Regions from separate parts of the Homo sapiens genome. Here region 1 is linked to region 2. A link is a loop called in an ENCODE intact Hi-C map of the cell type or tissue named here. Cell type or tissue: B cell. All regions are shown on one strand. Links, peaks and the distances in the headings refer to the core of each region. The heading gives the core; the rest is flanking DNA. Region 1 overlaps HLA-DMA (major histocompatibility complex, class II, DM alpha). Region 2 holds the start of HLA-DOB (major histocompatibility complex, class II, DO beta).

The links. Peaks named below come from ENCODE experiments on the same cell type or tissue, not always from the same donor. Only the 100,000 strongest peaks of a DNase experiment are listed, where the experiment ranks them.
Region 1: a loop joins it to region 2, with 2.1 times the contacts of the local background. A loop is called at or near these places in 2 of 110 quality-filtered maps.

The regions. Positions count from the first base shown.
Region 1 is chr6:32,941,484-32,951,204 of GRCh38, forward strand. It overlaps HLA-DMA (major histocompatibility complex, class II, DM alpha), which reads right to left. Exons shown (of 5, transcript NM_006120.4): 2 at 9,036-9,320; 3 at 8,128-8,406; 4 at 7,788-7,916; 5 at 7,135-7,385. The coding sequence ends at 7,381. Among named protein-coding and RNA genes, the nearest start is that of HLA-DMB, 5.3 kb to the left of the region's middle. In B cell, for the core only: a CTCF peak has its summit at 6,537; DNase peaks (open chromatin) are centred at 3,028, 3,978, 6,518 and 8,668; H3K4me3 peaks cover 6,753 bases; H3K27ac peaks cover 7,908 bases.
Region 2 is chr6:32,814,026-32,822,937 of GRCh38, forward strand. HLA-DOB (major histocompatibility complex, class II, DO beta) reads right to left here and starts at 2,977. Exons shown (of 6, transcript NM_002120.4): 1 at 2,836-2,977; 2 at 1,019-1,288; 3 at 295-576. The coding sequence starts at 2,926. It also overlaps a transcript of TAP2 not described here. In B cell, for the core only: no CTCF peak of the experiment used is centred there; DNase peaks (open chromatin) are centred at 1,171, 2,146 and 3,046; H3K4me3 peaks cover 3,554 bases; H3K27ac peaks cover 7,036 bases.

The sequences.
Region 1 (9,721 bases), core at 1,722-9,721, 130 kb after region 2:
ACTGCAGAATAAGGGAAGCAGCGCCACCATGGAGATCAGGAATAGGGGCCTGGAAAATCCCTCCATGGGCCTCCATTGTTGCTTCTGTTCTAGCCAGTCAAGCTTCATTTCCTCCTCAGTTATAATAGCTGCTTTCCGGAGCTAGTAAACCATATCCTCCTACACTCTGAGCAATCTCACGGGGTAGACCGCAGGTTAACACCTCTCAGACTCCTTGAAAAATAGCTGGTGACGGGTCAGTGCCCAGAGCTCACCTGCCTTTCGCCAAACTCTAAACACCCCTGTGTGTTTCCCCTACTATACCCTGTTCCCTGGGGGCAGGTCCCTGCATTATGAAGCCACTAGGAAAATGAGATAAAGCTTTCCTACTTTTCTTCCCCTGAAAAGACAGATTTTGTTTTTTATTTTTTGAGAATACCAAGTAAGATTTTATTTTTTATTTATTTTAAATTATTTTAACCTTTGTTTTAGGTTCAAGGGTACACATGCAGGTTTGTTATATAGGTAAATTGTGTGTCATCGGGATTTGGCGTAAAAATTTATTTCATCACCCAGGTAATAAGTATAGTATCTGATAGGTAGTGTTTTGATCCTCTCCCTCCTCCCATCCTCCACCCTCAAGTAGGGCCCAGTGTCTATTATTCCCTTTTTTGTGTCCATGTGTACTCAATGTTTAGCTCCCACTTATAAAAGTGAGAACATGCAGTATTTCATTTTCTGCTCCTGTGTTAGTTTGCCTAGGATAACAGCCCCCAGCTCCATCCATGATGCTGCAAAAGACGTGATCTCGTCCTTTTTTGTCTGTGGAGTATTCCATGGTGTATATGTACCACATTTTCTTTATACAGTCTACTGTTGGTGGGCATTTAGGCTGATTCCATGTCTTTGCTATTATGAATACTGCTGCAGTGAGCATTCATGTGCATGTGTCCTTATGGTAGAACAATGTATACTCCTTTGGGTATATGCCTAATAATGGGATTCCTGGGACGAATGGTAGCTCTGTTTTAAGGTTCTTGAGAAATTGCCAAACTGCTTTCCTCAATGGCTGAACTAATTTATGTTCCCACCAGCAGTGTATAAGCCTTCCGTTTTCTCTGCAACCTCTCCAACATTTGTTATTTTTTGACTTTTTAATAATAGCCATTCTGACTGGTGTGAGACGGTATCTCATTATGATTTTGATTTGCATTTTTCTAATCATTAGTAATGTTGAACATTTTTTCATATGCTTCTTGGTCACGTGTGTGTCTTGAAAAGGCAGATTTTATGTATTTGCGTATTTATTTTTTTCACAGGTTTTTTTTTTGAAAGTCTCACTCTGTCGCCTAGGCTGGAGTACAGTGGGATAATCTCGGCTCACTGCAATCTTCGCCTCCTGGGTTCAAATGACTCTCATGCCTCAGCCACTTGAGTAGCTGGGGTTACAGTCATGTGCCACCACTCCTGGTTAGTTTTTGTCTTTTTTTTTTTTTTGGTAGAGACAGGGTTTCATCATGTTGGCCAGGCTGTTCTTGAACTCCTGACCTCAAGTGATCCACCCACCTCAGCCTCCTAAAGTGCTAGGATTACAGGCATGAGCCATCGTGCCTGGCCTGAAAAAGCAGATTTTAAACGGCAATTCATTCTTCTATCCCATTGTGAACTATACAGTTGATGGATTTTCCATCACTAACTTGAAACTCTAAATTGGCTTCCTTCTGCTCCCCAGTAGGTTTCAGGGCTGCCTCTTCACATCTTAGTTTCTGAGAACTCTTGGATTTTATTAAATAGTGAGCTAAACAAAAGAGGATTGTGGAAGGGGCCCCTTGACACCACACTTACCTGCCCTCCCTCAAAGTCCCTGATCTCAGGAAAATCTAACACCTATGAAGAAAATGGGGATAAAAAATGCATACAAAGATTATTACCAAAAACGAAAGATTCGTTGTGTAACTAATTGAGATTAACTGAAGCTCTGCCATAGCTCCCAGCCACTGCCCCCACTCACCTTGCTTATATACTCTAACTCTGCTAACGAACTGTCAAGTGTGTTGGAATGGGCAGAATATGGGGTGGGGAGTGCATAATCTGTAGAGCTTCTACAGATACAGTGCTAGGTAGGTCCTTTCTATAATATCTCATCTCATCTTAAAAGACTTGTTGGCCGGGCATGGTGGCTCACGCTTGTAATCCCAGCACTTTGGGAGGCTGAGGAAGGCATATCACCTGAGGTCAGGAGTTTGAGACCAGCCTGGCAAACATGGTGAAACCCCGTCTCTACAAAAAATACAAAAATTAGCTGGGTGTGGTGGCGCGTGCCTGTAATCCCAGCTACTCTGGAGGCTGAGGCAGGAGAATCGATTGAACCTGGGAGGTGGAGGTTGCAGTGAGCCGAGATCGTGCCACTGCACTCCAGCCTGGGTGACAGAATGAGACTGTCTCAAAAAAAAAAAAAAAAAAAAAAAACTTGTTAATTGTCCTCATTTCCCAGGTTGGAAAACAGGTCCAAAGATTCACACCCAAGGTCTAAAGGCTGTAACTCCTCTTCTTATACAGCTGTTACACATGCACATGTGTACACACACACACACATACACACTCTCTTGAGCATGCCCACACACTCACTACATCTTGGAACTGGGATGGCTCAAATAAAGGGAGTTAGTGAGGCCTCCGCTGAGAAAGAGAGAAAGAGAAGAGTCACAATCCATAACCCAATTCACCCAAGTCTTATCTTTCCTGTCCTCAGAGTTCCTTCTGCTCTGAGAACCACCGTCCCTTCCACTTTCTCTTTTGACAAGTTTCAAAACTGAATTTTCCCCCACACCCCCCCAATACATTTCCCCCTCACATTCCTCCCCATCCTGCCCAGGTAAGCTGTTAGCCTAACCTTATAGGAACCAAGTCCTGGGATCCTTTTCAATGTCTACAAAGCCTAGCCCTGGCAAGGGAGCACTGGCTGTGTGGTCCTGTGCCAGCACTGAACATGGCCCTAGCCAGTAACAGTGGGGCTGAATGTAGTTCCCTCTTATGTCTAGATCTCTGCTCCGGCAGTCAAAGGAGATGTGAAACCTTCTGTGAGGCCACAACAGGAAATGGTAGGAGAGGATTTCACTTCTCTATTAATTCAAACACTGAGGGAGCTTTTTAGAATAAAGAAGGACAGAAAACCCAGACACCTGTGCTCAGCAGTGTTTTCCTTCCTCTCCTCCTCCCAACCCTTCCATTTTTACAGATATAGCTCTGTCTTTCCACCTCTAGCCAATTCAAAATAACATTTCAGTTGCTCTGTCCATTGTTACTTATTTGTTAATTATTGATATAGCACCGGGACCGAAGAGGTATGGAGCCCCAACCAGGTTCCCACATGTTGCCTTTCTTTTATTGCCTCTACACAACCACCCAAAGAGTGAGTCCTCTCCTTTCCCATTGCCTCTGCCCTTAGCCTGACCACCACATGCCTGCAGTAAACTAGTCCCAGGGTTTGTGTGCAAAGCATTACTGGGAAAATACAGAGTGAGAAGATATGGATTCTGCCCCCATATCGCTTTGCTTGTACGTCAATTGGGGAGTGAGAACAAACACTTTAAATAGTTTATATTAAAGTAAGTAAGCAATAAGGCCAGTGGTCTTAAAAGAGAAGAGAGAAATCACCATGGACATGGTAGACAGGGAGTACTCTCAGTCGAGAGGGCCTGGAATGAGCCTTGAATACTGGGCTGGATTTGTGTTGGAGAGGAGGAAGGCAGTTGGCATTGTAGGTCTGGTGTATAGCTCCACAAGCTTGACAATGCTGTGAGGTGCCATCAGGGAGGAGGTGTCCTACGAGAGCCTGGGTTAGCTAAAACAAAGACAAGCTACAATAACGTCACTGGCACTGCACGTTGGAGGAAGTCACAAATGTGATTTCTTGTTTTTTTCTGAGAGTATGGCCATAATAATAAATCTCTTCTAGGCACTTCCTAAAGTTGCTCCATGTCAGTTCGCAGGTTCTTGGGGCAGACGGTTTTAACTGAAGTCTCCATTTTATAAACACAAAATTGCTCAACCAGTTAATCACGCCTCATAGCATAAGACCACATTCGTGACTTCAGTGTCTTTTCAAAACTACACACACCTACATCCTGCCAAGATTATATTACTTGCCCAATCTGTCCAATCCCCACCCCACCCCTGCCATCTACCCCTTACCTCACCTCCGCCCACACACACACCCTCCTACCCTGTCAGGATTCACTGCTCTAGACCCTGACCTTTGGATTATAGTTTCTGTAGTCAGTTCACCATCCTTCCAACCTACAGTCAAATTATTTGAACTACTAGGGATAGTCTATCTGATTTGCCACAACTATTTTTCCTTTTTTAATTTTATTTTTTGCCACCACAACTATTGAAGAATGCTATCTTCATCTTACCCACGAGAAAATGGAGGCAGAGGGAGGTTAAGTGGTTGCCCAGATTTACCCAGATACTAAGTAATAAAACCATTACTTGAACTCAGGATTTATTACTTTAAATCCTGTATTGCCAATAATCAATTGGAAAATAACTGAAAATTGCCTACTATTTATAATAACAATAAAAACCATAGCATATTTATGAATTAACATATCAAATATAAGAATTTTAAGAAAAAAGAAAACTTTATTGAAGTGCACAAAGACCTGAGAGGTGTAGAGATATACCATATTCATGGATAGGCCATGCTAACATAATGACAACCTCTCCCCACATCTCTAACCTAAATGCTACCCCAATTAAAGTAACAGTAGGATTTCAGGAGAATTTAACAAACTGATTATAGAATGTACATGGAAATAAAGTCCAAGAGTATCTTAGAATATTTTGATAAAGAAAAGGAAAATAAATTTTTTGGGAAGGTGGTGAAGGAATGGAGACTAGTTCTACTAAATAGTAACACATATTAAAAAGCCAAAATAATCAAACAATATGATACTGATTAGTAATGAGAGAAAAGCAAATTAAAACAACAAAATACCACTCTACACCCACCATGTTGCCAACATTTGAAAGTCAAATAATTACAAGCATTAGTGAGCATAAAGGGAAATGTGAACTATCTTGCTCTGTTGATGGGAGTGTAAACTGTTTATGATCCCTGAATTATAGAAATTATAAACTAGTTGGGCGAAAAAATTAACATAGGAAATAAAGCGGCATATCCCAATCCTTAGGTTGAGTGCTTTAAGTCTTGGAAGATTTCAATAAAGAGAAATTAGGGGCAGGTTCATGGAATAAGTTGAACTGGAGTTGGACCTATGGAGTGGGTTAAGACAGGAACAAGATGAGCAGAATAAAGAAAGCATTCTTGTGAGAGGAAAGAGCCTGGGCAAATGCCCTAAACCAAAACCAGATATAATACCTCAAGGAAGAGTGAGGAAAAAAGATTTATTCAAGAATAGCATTCCTGCTGGGAATAGTGAGTAATATTTTTTATTAGAAAAGGGGCACCAGACTAGAGAGGATACTGAGTGCTTCTAGAGTACTTAAGTAACAGTATCATAGAAGGTTTCATCAGAGAGCATCTAATCTAAGCCCATCATTTTACAGATGAAGACTTTGAGGCCCAGAGAGGGGAAGTGACTTGTCTAAAGTCACACAGCATAATAAAGCACTTTTAAGTCTTGCCTGACAGGAAATATCTAGATAAGTTGGAAAACAGAGAGACAGAGAAATTAGGAAGAACTAGAAAGCACCACATCTAGAATTACTAACATGAGAATAAAAAGAAAAACATCTAAAATGGAGAAAATACAATACTTGAAGCTAGTATTGAGGTATATTTCAGAAAAGAGAAAGAAGTCTACGAGGCAACTAAGTTCTCCTCTGAAGATCAAGACCAATAATGATAAGGTTAGGTTATTCAGCACATTTTCTATGTGCCAAACACTATTTTAAGCATTCTGTAGGTATTAACTTATTTAAGCTTCACAGCATGAGGATATGCTGCCTTATTTCCTATATTAACTTTTTCACTCAACTAGTTCATAATTTCTGTAATTCGGGCATCATAAACAGTTTACATTCCCACCAACAGACCAAGATATTACAGTTCACATTTTCCTTTATCCTCGCTAATACTTATTTGACTTTCAAATGTTGGCAACATGGTGGGTGTAGAGTGGTAAGGGGGACACCATTGTTATCATCATCCTTTTACAGAAAATGACACCAAAGCACAAGTTAAGTAACTTGCCCAAGGGCTCACAGCTAAACGCTGACAGTTACGATTGAATCCCCAGCAGTCAGGTTCCAGAGCCCATGCTTCTTAACCGGTACACATGATGCTGTTAGAAATGAGATGGTTCAGAGACAGTGCAACTTCTCTTAGGGAGAATTTAATATTTTCTTTTAGATTAGACTCTAGTACAATGCCAAGAACAGAAACTCCCTCACCAAATAATTGCCCTCTCAACTTTATTGCCACCCTGTCATCCAAAGCAACTCCCAGACCCTAAGGAATGCAAGAAAGAAAGCATATGCAAAGCAATTTACCACCAGTGGTCATGTGCTGCCACCTTTCGTTATCTTCCCAGGACAGCACCTGTGCAGTTCTCCTTGGACAGTTCACTCAGGCCAAGGAACAGATTGTCAGGAAAGACATGTGAATTCTTTGCCCTTCCAGGCTGTTTTCACTTCATGTTAGGGGCTTCATGATACTGTTTTCCCAGAACTGACATAACTGATTGGTATAGCACTTGGGAGCTTATTCTTCCCATCCCTGAGCTTCTGTTTCTCAGTTACGGTGAGGGTTGAAGGGAGTTATATGTTCCTCAGGGCAGCCTATACGAGACATAAACATTTTCACAAACAGTAAAATACACAACACACACACACACGCACAAAACACACAAGCAGCTTCCTTAACCATTTTGTAAGCAGATTATTAGAAAATAACTCTGCCTTCGTTTCTCACATATTTTGCACAAACCGATAGATGGAAAAACATCATGTACCGCCAAGACCAGGGAATAAGAGCTCAGCTGGCAAATTAGGGGTTTTCCCTATTTCCCTCCCTAACGAGGTCAAGCTGTGTTCAGGTTAAGGCATGCTGAATTTGAAACGACAACCCACTCAAGTTGAGATATCCAGAAACAAATACCATGAGTTAAGAAAGAAGCCACACTGATATAAAGAAATGAGATTTATTGCCTTGTGGGGGGAAGGGATGTGGTTGTGATAGGCAGGCCACTCTGGGATCCCTGGGATGCAAGCCCAGGGACAGCAGAGTCCCCAGGTGGGAAATCTACACACACACCCCAGGGATGTCCCAGAGACTTCTACCCTAAGAGGAGATCCTGGGCAGGATGTGAGAAATCTGAGCATCCTCTGTTTGGATGGCCGAAGCTGCTGGCATCAAACTCTGGTCTGGAAGAATCAGTCTGGGGGAGAGACAGGGATGGAGGAAAGGCATCAGGGGATCCATCCTCCTCCTCCTTCTCCTCCTCCTCCTCCCCCACAAAGGCCTTGCTCGCCCTGCCTGCACCACACCCTGCAGAAGTTGATCTCTCCTTGTTCCCAAATCATCTCCAAGCACCCTTCCTACAGCACCCCATGATTCCTTTTTTCACTCAAAGCAATTCTTGTGACCCATAACTGTGTGTGTGTAACTGGGTCCCCAACTGGGAAGATGTGCCCCCATGGTGCTGGATACAGGCCCCCACACCCAAGGGCCTGAGGATCGCTATATGTCCCCCCATGCCACAAAATAATCCTGACACATGCACGCATGCACCACTGTATCTGGCTCCCACAGGCTCACCCGCCCCCTCCAGATGACATACCACCTGAGCAAGGCTTCCGGAAGTAGATGATGAGAACAATGCCCACGATGATGCCCAGCACACCCAGGCCAAAGGCCACGCCACACAGCACATTCTCCAGCAGATCTGAGGGCAGTGCGTTCCGGGGTACTGGAGGAAATGAGTGGCTCAGCCTGGGGACCTAGTTAGGGAGCCTCCCACCCAGGGAAATGACGTGGGTGTCTGGGATGACATGGGAGACTGGGATGGGCTTAGGGTAGGAATGGACTAAACAAGGTACCAGTGGAGAAAGAAGCCTCCTCCCATGGATCTATCCCTTTTTGCCCCCAAAAGGACCAGAATTCCAGGGAGAAAGCCTCACCCCAATAGGCAATTGCTGTGTAGCGGTCAATTTCGTGAGTCACAATGCAGGAGAAAATGTCAGAAGGTTCTGGTGTGAAGTTTAAGTAAGAAAAGGCCTGGAAGCTGAGTCCATCGACAGCTGAGACAAAAGTAGGCCCAAATCCTTCCACAGGGACGGAATGATGCTGCCAGTTCACTGTCAGCATGGGTGGGAAGAGATTACTGACAAAACAGACCAAAGTGTTGGGCTTGCCAAACTCCAGGGGCTTCAGCGTGAACACTTCAGCGATAGGAAACCCTGGTGGGGGGATTGAAGTGTAGGGGGAAAAAGAGACTAGTTTAGATGGTATCTCTGTGTTTGGAGGGGCCATGGCATATGGAGGGGAGGGCAGAGAAGAACACAGTGGGTCAGGCTTTGGGAGACAGAGATGAGCGAGGAGCTGGGCTCTGAAGGGAGGTCTTCTTCCAGGCAAGGACTGCAGCTAGACATAGAAGCAGAGCCAGATCCAGGCTACTCTGGACCCCTCCACCATGACTTCCTTCAGCACTTCCTGTCTAGAGCTCACATTGATGTCTAACCATGCACTGTCTTCTCACTAAGACATAGTCACGTCATCAGATATTTCCACTCTTCCCATCCATCTTGCTGGGCATAGTAGCACAAGTGTTAATATTCAGTAGGTATCAGTTGGTACCTGTTGAATTCATCACATTCAATACATAGTTCTGAATGCCTACTACATGCTAGGTACTTCGGCCCACCAAAAGAACACAGGGTGCAGACCAAGGCTGGTGGAAAAATTAAGGTGATGAAGAGAACCAGAAAGTATTTGAGATGGGGAGCTGGTATCAAGGGGAATTATTCAGTGTACAGATCAATGAGGTTAATGCAGCCCTCCTCCCTTCACTCCCCAGAAAACTCCTGACCTCTGGACACCGGGATTTTCCCATCAAGTTTTGGCCCTATTTGCTGGATCATCCACTCGCAGAACTCTTTGTCAAATAAAATGGCAGGAGCATCTCCCTGTTCCTGAGCCCAGTCAGCAAATTCGGGCAGGCGAGGCACCCGAGTGTTCTGGGAAAAGTCGAAGAAGAAAAGCTGGTCCTCGTCGTAGGCCTCAGAGAGTCCCACACTGGGACTCCCATCCTGGCAGTACACTGTGTGCAGGAATGTGTGGTTTTGCAGGTCATCTGGCCACATTGGAGTAGGAGCTGCAAAGGACACAGGGTGAGGTTCAGGGAGGTGGGAGCCTTCTCCTCCAACTTAAAAAACAGCAAGGTGGGGCTAGGCGCAGTGGCTCATGCCTGTAATCCCAGCACTTTGGGAGGCCAAGGTGGGTGGATCATGAGGTCAGGAGTTTGAGACCAGCCTGGCCAGCATGGTGAAACTCCGTCTCTACTAAAAATACAAAAAAGTAGCTGGGCATGTTGGCATGCGCCTGTAGCTACTCGGGAGGCTGAGGGAGGAGAATTGCTTGAACCAGGGAGGCAGAGGTTGCCGGGAGCTAAGATTAAGCCACTGCACTCCAGCCTGGGTGACAGAGTGAGACTCTGTCTCAAAACAAAACAACAAAAACAAGCAAGGCCTGCTTAAGGAGCGTGGGCTGAGGTGA
Region 2 (8,912 bases), core at 1-8,000:
CATAAGAATGCCTCCTAAATACTAAGACCAAAGAATTAGAGGACACCAGTTCATAGGGTTGGAAGCACATAATGAGGTGATTAGATCTCCTCATTTCTTGGAAGATATGAGGATAGATATCTGCCATGTTTTCTCCCACCCTAACCCAAGGACTCTGGTTTCTGTGACTGTCCCAGATCAAGGGAAAGAATAATTCATGTTGTGACCAAGATAAACGCAGAAGTGACACAGGCTCTGTATTGAGTCAGTATAGTCCTGAGTCAGGCCCAGAGAGTACTAGAAACTAATTCTCACTCCACTCCACAGAAACAGGGCTCAGCAGGCTGGAGTGATCGACAAGGCAGGTGTAGACATGTCCAAGTTCAGGAGTCATTTCTAGCATCACCACAGTCTGAAAGGTCCAGTCTCCATTCCTGATAGGGCCAGTGGACATGACCCCAGCTCTCTCCTCCTGCCCATTCAGGAACCACTTGATCTTGATATCCCCTGGATAGAAGCCTGTCACAGAGCAGTGCAGCAGATTATGCTGGTGCAGGAGTGGGGTCCTCTCTGGGTACACTGTCACCTCTGGTTGCACTAGGAAGGGAGGAAAAATGAGACACCGTGAAAGAAAACCACCAAGCTGGGACAGGAGATTCTTTAGGGACTATCACTATGTCTAATCTCTTTCCCAGATCACCCAAGTGAACACAAAGTATAGGCAAGTCTCAGCCCCCAAGATCAGTAACAGGGTATGTCAATGCCTGTCAGGAGGATTTAGACTTTCTGAGGTACTCCCACAATTACTGCTTCTCTTTGAGGGCACAATAGCCCTCGAAGTCCCTGAGAACCTTGGGGGTCTGAGACCAAGATCACAGTGGCTGACTTGTGAGGATAATATATCACAGCTGGGGCCAGAACATCTACACAGACAACCATTTATCCTAAAGCAGAAAATTGCTTGTAAGAAAGAAGAGCCATGGCCAGGTTCACATGGGGGACATTCCTGAGCCCCGCCAGACCTCAGCTTCCAGCTCACCTTTTCTCCCCACAGTGAAGGGTGCGCCCAGCCTGTAGTTGTGTCTACAGACCCCATCCACGGCCTGTCTGCTCCTCTCCAAGAGATCCAGCCGGCTGTTCCACTGCTCAGCATCTGGCTGCCCCAGCTTGGTCAATGCCACAAACATCCCCACATCACTGTCGAAACGTACATACTCCTCCAAGTTAAAGATGAATCTGACCACAAACTGCACCTTTTCTGTCCCGTTGGTGAAGTAACAGTCAGCCTTTGCCTGAATCACAAAATCTTCTGGAAAACCAAAACCAAAACCATGAACCAGCCCCCTCCTCTGGGAAAACCCATGCCTGGTAAATTACGTCAGACCACATGGATCTAAGAGGAGGCCTTTGACCTCAGTATGCTCAAAAAGCACAGTGTCAAGTGAGAAAAGAAACAGAATGGGATTCAACAGAGAATGACATTTATTAAATTTTAAAAACACATAAAGAGCAATAATGCTACATATTTCTAAAAGCCACTCTCATACTTAGAGACTTACCAGACACGTTTAGAATGGATTCTCTAGGGAGGGGAGAGAATGAGAACGGAGGCAAGAGAAGAGACGAGAGAGTCTTGCACTACTGCCAATAATTACAATGTGCTGTGAACTCATTGGGTAAAATTAAACCAATCCTATGCACTTAAGAACAACAACTACAATAAAAAGGAAATTCAAATGGAGTTAATAATGTAGGTAAGTCAGGAAGGACGTCCTGAAGACATTGCATCTAAGTCAAGACTTGAAAGATAATTGCTATTAATGTTGGGTTGTAATTTACTTTCCTTTCTAAGTTCAGAAGCCTCCTCCAACTCTGAACTGAGCCATAAGAATGACCTTCCTGGGTGAACCCCACTTATCCCTCACTCAGTAGCTAATTTCAGATGAAGTTCCAGCCTGTAATTTCTCAGCATGTATACTCTTCTCTATTTCCTCTAGTAGTCTAAACCAGGGGGGAAATCTGAATTTTTCATCATCATTTAACATCTGTGCTGATTTTTTTTTCAGTTGTATTGTTTAATGGACATTATAAACTCAGGGCGGTTTCTATTCTCTGAGAATAATGATCTCTCCTGGCCAGGTTTGTTCCTCTTTTGTATTTAATGAAACTAACATGCAAAGGGGATTCTGTTCTTAGCACATTACATCCTGTTTCTGCTCATTAATATGTGCTTTCATCTCACATTGCTTCATGGCTGCATATTCTGTCACCTGTGCTAGAAAAATAACAGTGACAAGTAACTTGTACCTGGTAGCCGGAGGACAAGGACAATGTATTCTATTCAACTTCTCTTACTTCTCAAAACTGTTTAGTACAATTCTGACAATATAATAGTGGCTTAATAAATGACAGAAGGAGCAACCTTTGTTTCCAGTTTCATTTGTCCACATATACCCCAACTGAGATTTGTTTCCGTGTCCTGACCAAAAAATCACAGATTGCCTCTGTGACCCAGCCTACTGCAGGTTGTTTCTCCCAGCAGGCTCGAACCCAAGCCAAGGCCTTCAACACGCCCAGGCACTGACTGAGGTTGATACACACAATAAGGATCCTAAACAAGACACAATGTTTCCCTCTTCCTGCCTCCCTACCCCTTGAATAGGTGGCTCTGGTATATGAAGTCCATCCCATGTAAAGAGGCAAGGCGTACCTTTCTGCCAAAGGGAAGAACACTGTTCTTTGAAACCAAAAGCCACTTCCAGTCTGGTCTGTGGCCTGGACTTACAAAGAAAGGCATCACTCCCCCATGCCAATTCTTGCATACACACTGGAAAAAAACAATTGCTCTGTTCTTACCTGGAGAGTCTGTGCCTTGAGTCATGGAGGAATCCAGTCGGGTCAGATTCACTAGCAGAGCCACCACCCAGGGGACCCACCCAGAACCCATTCTGGAGAAAGGAAAAAAATGAGATAGTAAAATCGTCAGCCTCTTCAGAATGAGCTCATAAAATTCAGTCAGAAAGTACCCATTAAGAGTATAAATCGCTGTTTTTCTGGCTTCCCCAGGATTGGAAACTCCTCAGATTGACAACCAATCAAGATAGAAGAGTTTTGCATCATCAGGTACTGGGTAGGATACTTTCACAAAGTTGTGTCATACAACTCAACCATTGTTTGCCTGCAGAATCACTGACAGTAATTTAGGTATACTAAAAATGGGCTGGGAGAAGAAGTAAAAATATATGTTTGACATATTATGGGGCCCTAGAAGAACTAGGCAGACTGTTTATTATGTATTCTTCTATTCCCTGGCCTGTTCTGACCAATAGGTCTCCCTTCTTATTGGGTGTTGACATTGCCGACAGGCAGTGTGTAAATTAAGAAGGAATTAAGAGTATGTAAATTAAGCATTCTGAAGCATATGCCTCAAGAAGATTTAGTAAAGGGATTATCAGAGAAGAAATAGAAGACATAGAGAACATTTGGAGAGTACGATTTCCTATAAGCCAAAATGACCACAAAAAAAGAAAAGAAAAGAAAACATGGAAAGAGAATTCTCAAAGAATAAAATTTTGCAAAAAGGCTCACCAGGATACAATCTAAGAGAGCATTATTGTGTTTTATGGTTAGTAGGGCACCAATAACCTTCAAGAGGACAGCAGAGTGTTAAAGGTAGAAGCCATATTTCAAAAGAATGAATTGGAAACAAGAAAACAAAGGCCGCAGATTAAAACAGTCTTTCAAGAATTTTGAAAGTGAAAACAAAGGAAAAAATGGGATACACTTTAGAAAAAAACAACACTAAGAAAAAATACTTTTCTTGGGTTTTTTAAATTGACACGTAATAATTGTACATATTTATGGGGTACAGCATGATGTTCCAACACACCTATACATTGTGTATTGATCAAATCAGGGTAATTAGTATGTGATATATATACATGATGGAATACTATTCCGCCATAAAAAAGCATGAAATCCTGTCATTTTCAACAACATGGGTGAACCTGGAGGGCTCTATGTTAAGTGAAATAAGCCAAGAACAGAAGGACTATATTACGTGATTTCACTCATATGTGGAATCTAAAAAAGTTGACCTCATCGAAGTAAAGAGTACGTTAGGAGTTACCAGAGGCTGGGGAGTCAGGGGTAGAAATGGGTAGAGGTTGGTAACAAGTACAAAGTTACAGTTAGACAGAAGGAATGAGTTCTGGTGTTTTGGGAAAAGAAACTTTTAAGACAGGAGAGACTTCAACAAGGTTGCAAGTGAAGTGCAAGGTATCTGTAGAAAGGAGAAACTGAAGAGAAAAAAGAGAAGAAAGGGGACATTTTCTCCAAAATGCTGTGGTCTGAATGTCACTCAAAATTCAAGTGTTGCAATTTAATCACCAATGTGATAGTATCAAAAGGTGGGCCCTTTAGGAGGTGATTAAGTCATGAATGCAGAGGCCTCCTGAATGGGATTAGAGACTTTAAAAAGGGCTAGAGAGAGCAGGGATGATGGCTCATGCCTGTAATCCCAGCACTTTGGGAGGCTGAGGAGGAAGATTGCTTGAGGCTAGGAGTTAGAGACCTGCCTGGAAAACATAGTGAGACCCCCATGTCCAAATAAAATTTAAAAAATTAAAGAAATAAACATGGTGGCATGCACCTGTGGTCTTAGTTACTTTGGAGGCTGAGGTGGGAAGACTACTTGAGCCCAGAAGTTCAAAGTTGCAGTGAACCATGAATGCACCACTGTACTCCAGCATGGGTAACAGAACGAGGCCCTGTCTCAATCAATCAATCAGTCAATCAATAAAAATAGAAGGGCTGGAGGCAATAGCTTGGCACTTTTGCCCTTCTGCCTTCCTCCTTGTGAGGACTGTTACACTGGAATGATTTGACTCAAGTGTTTAGTTAAGTATTCTTTCAGTAAAACCTAGACAGTAAAACACTATCTTTAAGCAAATAAAACCAAAAGTGCAAATTGTAATTCACCATCTATGTTATTATTATTTAAAGGGCAATGTTTACTCATCATTTCACATCATCTTTCAGCATGAAATGTGCCCCTGATTTGCCTATACTGTGCATGTTAAGAATGAACCCAGGGTATCATGGTAACCACAAGTTCACTTCAGTGACTTTTTTCAGGTCGATGGCCAAGGCATCAAATCTTCCAGGGCCATGACCTTGAACTTCTAGCTTCCAGAACTGTGAGAAATAAATTTCTGTTCTTCATAAATTACCCTATCTCGTGTATCTTGTTACACTAACACAAATGGACTAAGACAGAGAGCATAAGGCTTGGGGGAAGAAGGGTACACTTCTTCAGATAAAAGAATAAAGACAGGACGATTAGCAGGGGATAAAGGGGAATGAGGAAGTTCCATTTAGATGGTTGCAAGGGAGTCAGCTGAGAACAAGGCAAGATCTGTCAAAAAGGAGTTGGAAGAAAATATATTTGATAACTAAGAAGAGCAAGAAGTGGTCTGTAAGTGAGTTTTTAAAGTTTTAATTAAGCAGGATTCAGAAAAGAGAGGTGAGATGCAATTGTGCAACCTTTTACTGTTCTATGACCCTTAGTAAATGCCCTTGGTTAGAGGCCTGGATCAGACCAATCAGAAAAATAATTTCTTCTCCATGGGAGATTATAACAGGTAAAGAAAAAGAGAGCAAGACGTGGAAGACATCGCTAGTGTTCATCCTCTAATTCCTAGGCCCATGGAAAACGAGAAACTAGACTTCCTACTCTCCTGGAGCTGTGTGACTCGTTCTCACCAATGGAAAGTGAACAAAAGGTTCCTGGTCAAAGAATTTAACTCCTCGTGCATGACTCTTCTCCTCCTCCCCTACCAAGTCAACCAAGACAGCCTTGTGTTGAGATGGCACAATCCCAGTAGAAAAGCAGTCTAATTAGCTGAGTCACCATGAAGAGCAGCTGCCCCAGGGAATCACTCACACCTACAACACACTCTGTATGAATGAGAAACAACTGTTCTTTAAAGAAGGTACTGGCTTGGTTACCACAGCCTGGCCTGACTTGACTTAACTGCTACAGGACAGGAGCTAGGAGGCTGACCCCTCTCCCTCCACATCTCTCATGTAAATGTGACGATTCATGAAGTGGAAGGCTGGCCACAGGCTTACTGGTAGACCCCCGAGTACAAGGCATTTGACCCTGGTTTTGAGTACTCCTCCTCCAGGTGGATGGCTGTGGAGCTCACACTGGCGAGGGCTTGTGTGGAGCCGAGGATAAGGAGGCATCAGAGGGCACTCAAGCCACTGGGTCTAACTTCCTCCCTTCTTCCTGCCCACACCTACCTTAGTCTTTCCCAGATGTTTTATTGCATTTGGAAATGGAGACAAACACTCAACACAGGCTAAGTGAACAAGGACACGGCACGGAGATGATCAGATGCAGTAACAGCATGAGCGGGTGGAAGAGGCGTGTGTCCCCTTCTTTGTAGACAGCACCATGGCTGGCTTCTGCAGCTTCCCTCAGAGCTGAAGGAAGGGCCATGTGGAGAGGAGAGGAAGGGCCTAGACAATATGGATCAAACGGGGGCCTGTATTTAGATTTAGAGGAGAGAGGGGGTTGATAAATGGCAAGGGATGTGGGGATGGGGAGGAAGTGGAGGATATGGCGCTGGACCAGAAAGTTAGGAGGGCTGCTCTTTCTTCTCTGTAAATGTGTCTAAGGCTCACAAACTCTAAAATCTGACTTGCCTACATAATAATAGCTAATGTTTGTCAATTGCTTATTATGAGTTCATTTTCTAAGCATTATATAAATGTGTGCGTGTGTGTGTATGAGAGAGAGAGAAAGAGAGAGAATCATCACACAAAACCCTTTGCAGTAGATACTATCATGATCTCCCTTTTACAGATGAGGTAAGGATGGAATGAACCAAAGTTCACATAACTAGTAAGTCCCTAGGCTATACTTTTTCTGTCACACTGTATTTCTTGGGAAGCCAGGGAAACTTTATTCCTACAGCTTTAGCATTCCGGTAATGATAAGGTACACAAAAAGGGAAAATAACCAAGGAATTTCATCATAGCTGTTTGGTGTCAGGACAGATCTCTGTAAGGAAATCATATCCTACCTAACCAAAGGAAATCAGTGATCTCACATGACAAGCAAGGAATGGCATAGAGCCTGGCATGGGAACTAAGAAGAGAAAGCAATAAGCTTCAGTTAGCAAGCTATGGATCTCCTTAGATGGCCTCTGGTACATCTTAAATAAACTGAAGCATCAGATTCACCCCCATTAGAAGCGTTTTTGAGTCATTTTCTGTGCATAGTGTCAGTGTCTACGATAGAAGGGCCTGGGCTTATCAGAGACACTGTTCAGTTCTGGGGAGACAAGAGGAAAAAGATGTGGTTTTCTTCCTTTCTCCTGTATTTATGTTTTTGTCTTCTACTTGAACGAGCCTGAAAAATAGGGCAGGGTGTTTTGATCTTTTTTTCCTGCCTGACTTCAGCCAGCAGCCCTCCCTAAATAGCTACAGGCTCCTCTGTGATTTTTCACTCAAGCTCATATTTTGCTTCTCTCTTTTCTTTCCTTCCCCTTTCTCTGAGGAGTGAGAGAATTTGGGTGTATGTGTGGTTGTTTTTTGAGGGTGGCATAAAATTATTATTCTCCCTATTGCCTGACACAAATATCCCTTCAACTGCTATTTTGGTGACTTTGACATGGAAGTAAAACGTACATCTCAATTCATTTTCTTCCTTCTACTTCCTCCTAACACATCAACATAATCCACACTGCCCTGGAGGAGTTATGAAAAATATTCTGAGTTTCTAGGTAGAATATTAAATCATACTTTTAGAGAACACATTGTTGAGCTACAGTTTAATTGAAGGAATTGTACTAGGCTAAGAATTTTGCCAGCTCAAAATACTGGTTTAATTCTTTCTCAGTGGTGATTGACGTCTCAAACCAGCAAGAGGTGTAACATGAGGGGAAGGGGCTGGGGAAGAGGGAAAGGATGTAAGAAACAAAAGAAATAGTTAGAATTTGGGGTGTCCAAAGCAAACTCATGATCCCACCTAGTGAGAATCCATTTGGAAACTGAGGAACCAAAGGCTTTGGGCTCCAATCTGCAGCCACTTCTTTGATACGACTTTGGGATAGGTGGACTCACCCGAAGTATTGTTTTACATGTACTATTTGCCTCAATTTCCCTGTGATGGTTTTGTCCATCACCTCATCCTGAAAAAATAAATGTTGGTGATGCTTTGTTCCACATATTCGTTCATTTGAACTCATTATTCCCAGGAAATATCCATTGAAATTCAAAATATCATGAACTTCCAAAGGGTTTTCTAGAAAAAAAAAACAAAAAAAACCCCTTGATCTTAATGGGTGTTTTTTAATCTGTGCTAGAATCTGTTTGCAATGTTTTATTTAGGATTTTTGTGTCAGTATAATAAGTAAATTCATCTACAATTTTTATATTTGTGCATTGTCATAGTTTAACATCAATATTATACTTGCTTCATAAAAAAATTTTCTTCTATGCCATTGAGCCATTTAATTTTTGTTTGTTTGTTTGTTTGTTTTAGAGACAAGGCCTCACTCTGTTGCCCAGGCTGGAGTGCAGTGGCACAATCATAGCTCACTGCAGCCTTGAACTGGGCCCAAGCGATCCTCCCACCTCAGCCAAGTAGTTGAAACCACAGGCACGAGCCACCACATCTGGCTAATTTTTGTATTTTTTGTAGAGACGGGTTTTCGCTGTTGCCCACACTGGTCTTGAGCTCCTGAGTTCAAGCAATCCGACTGCTTAGGCCTCCCAAAGTGCTGGGATTATAGGTGTGAGCCACTGCACCCGGCCTCTATTTTCAATTTTAAAAGTTTGATATAGATGTAGCATATCTATTTTTTTATTGATAGTAATATCTTCTATCTTCTGTGTTCATACTTTTTTTTTTTTTTTTTTTT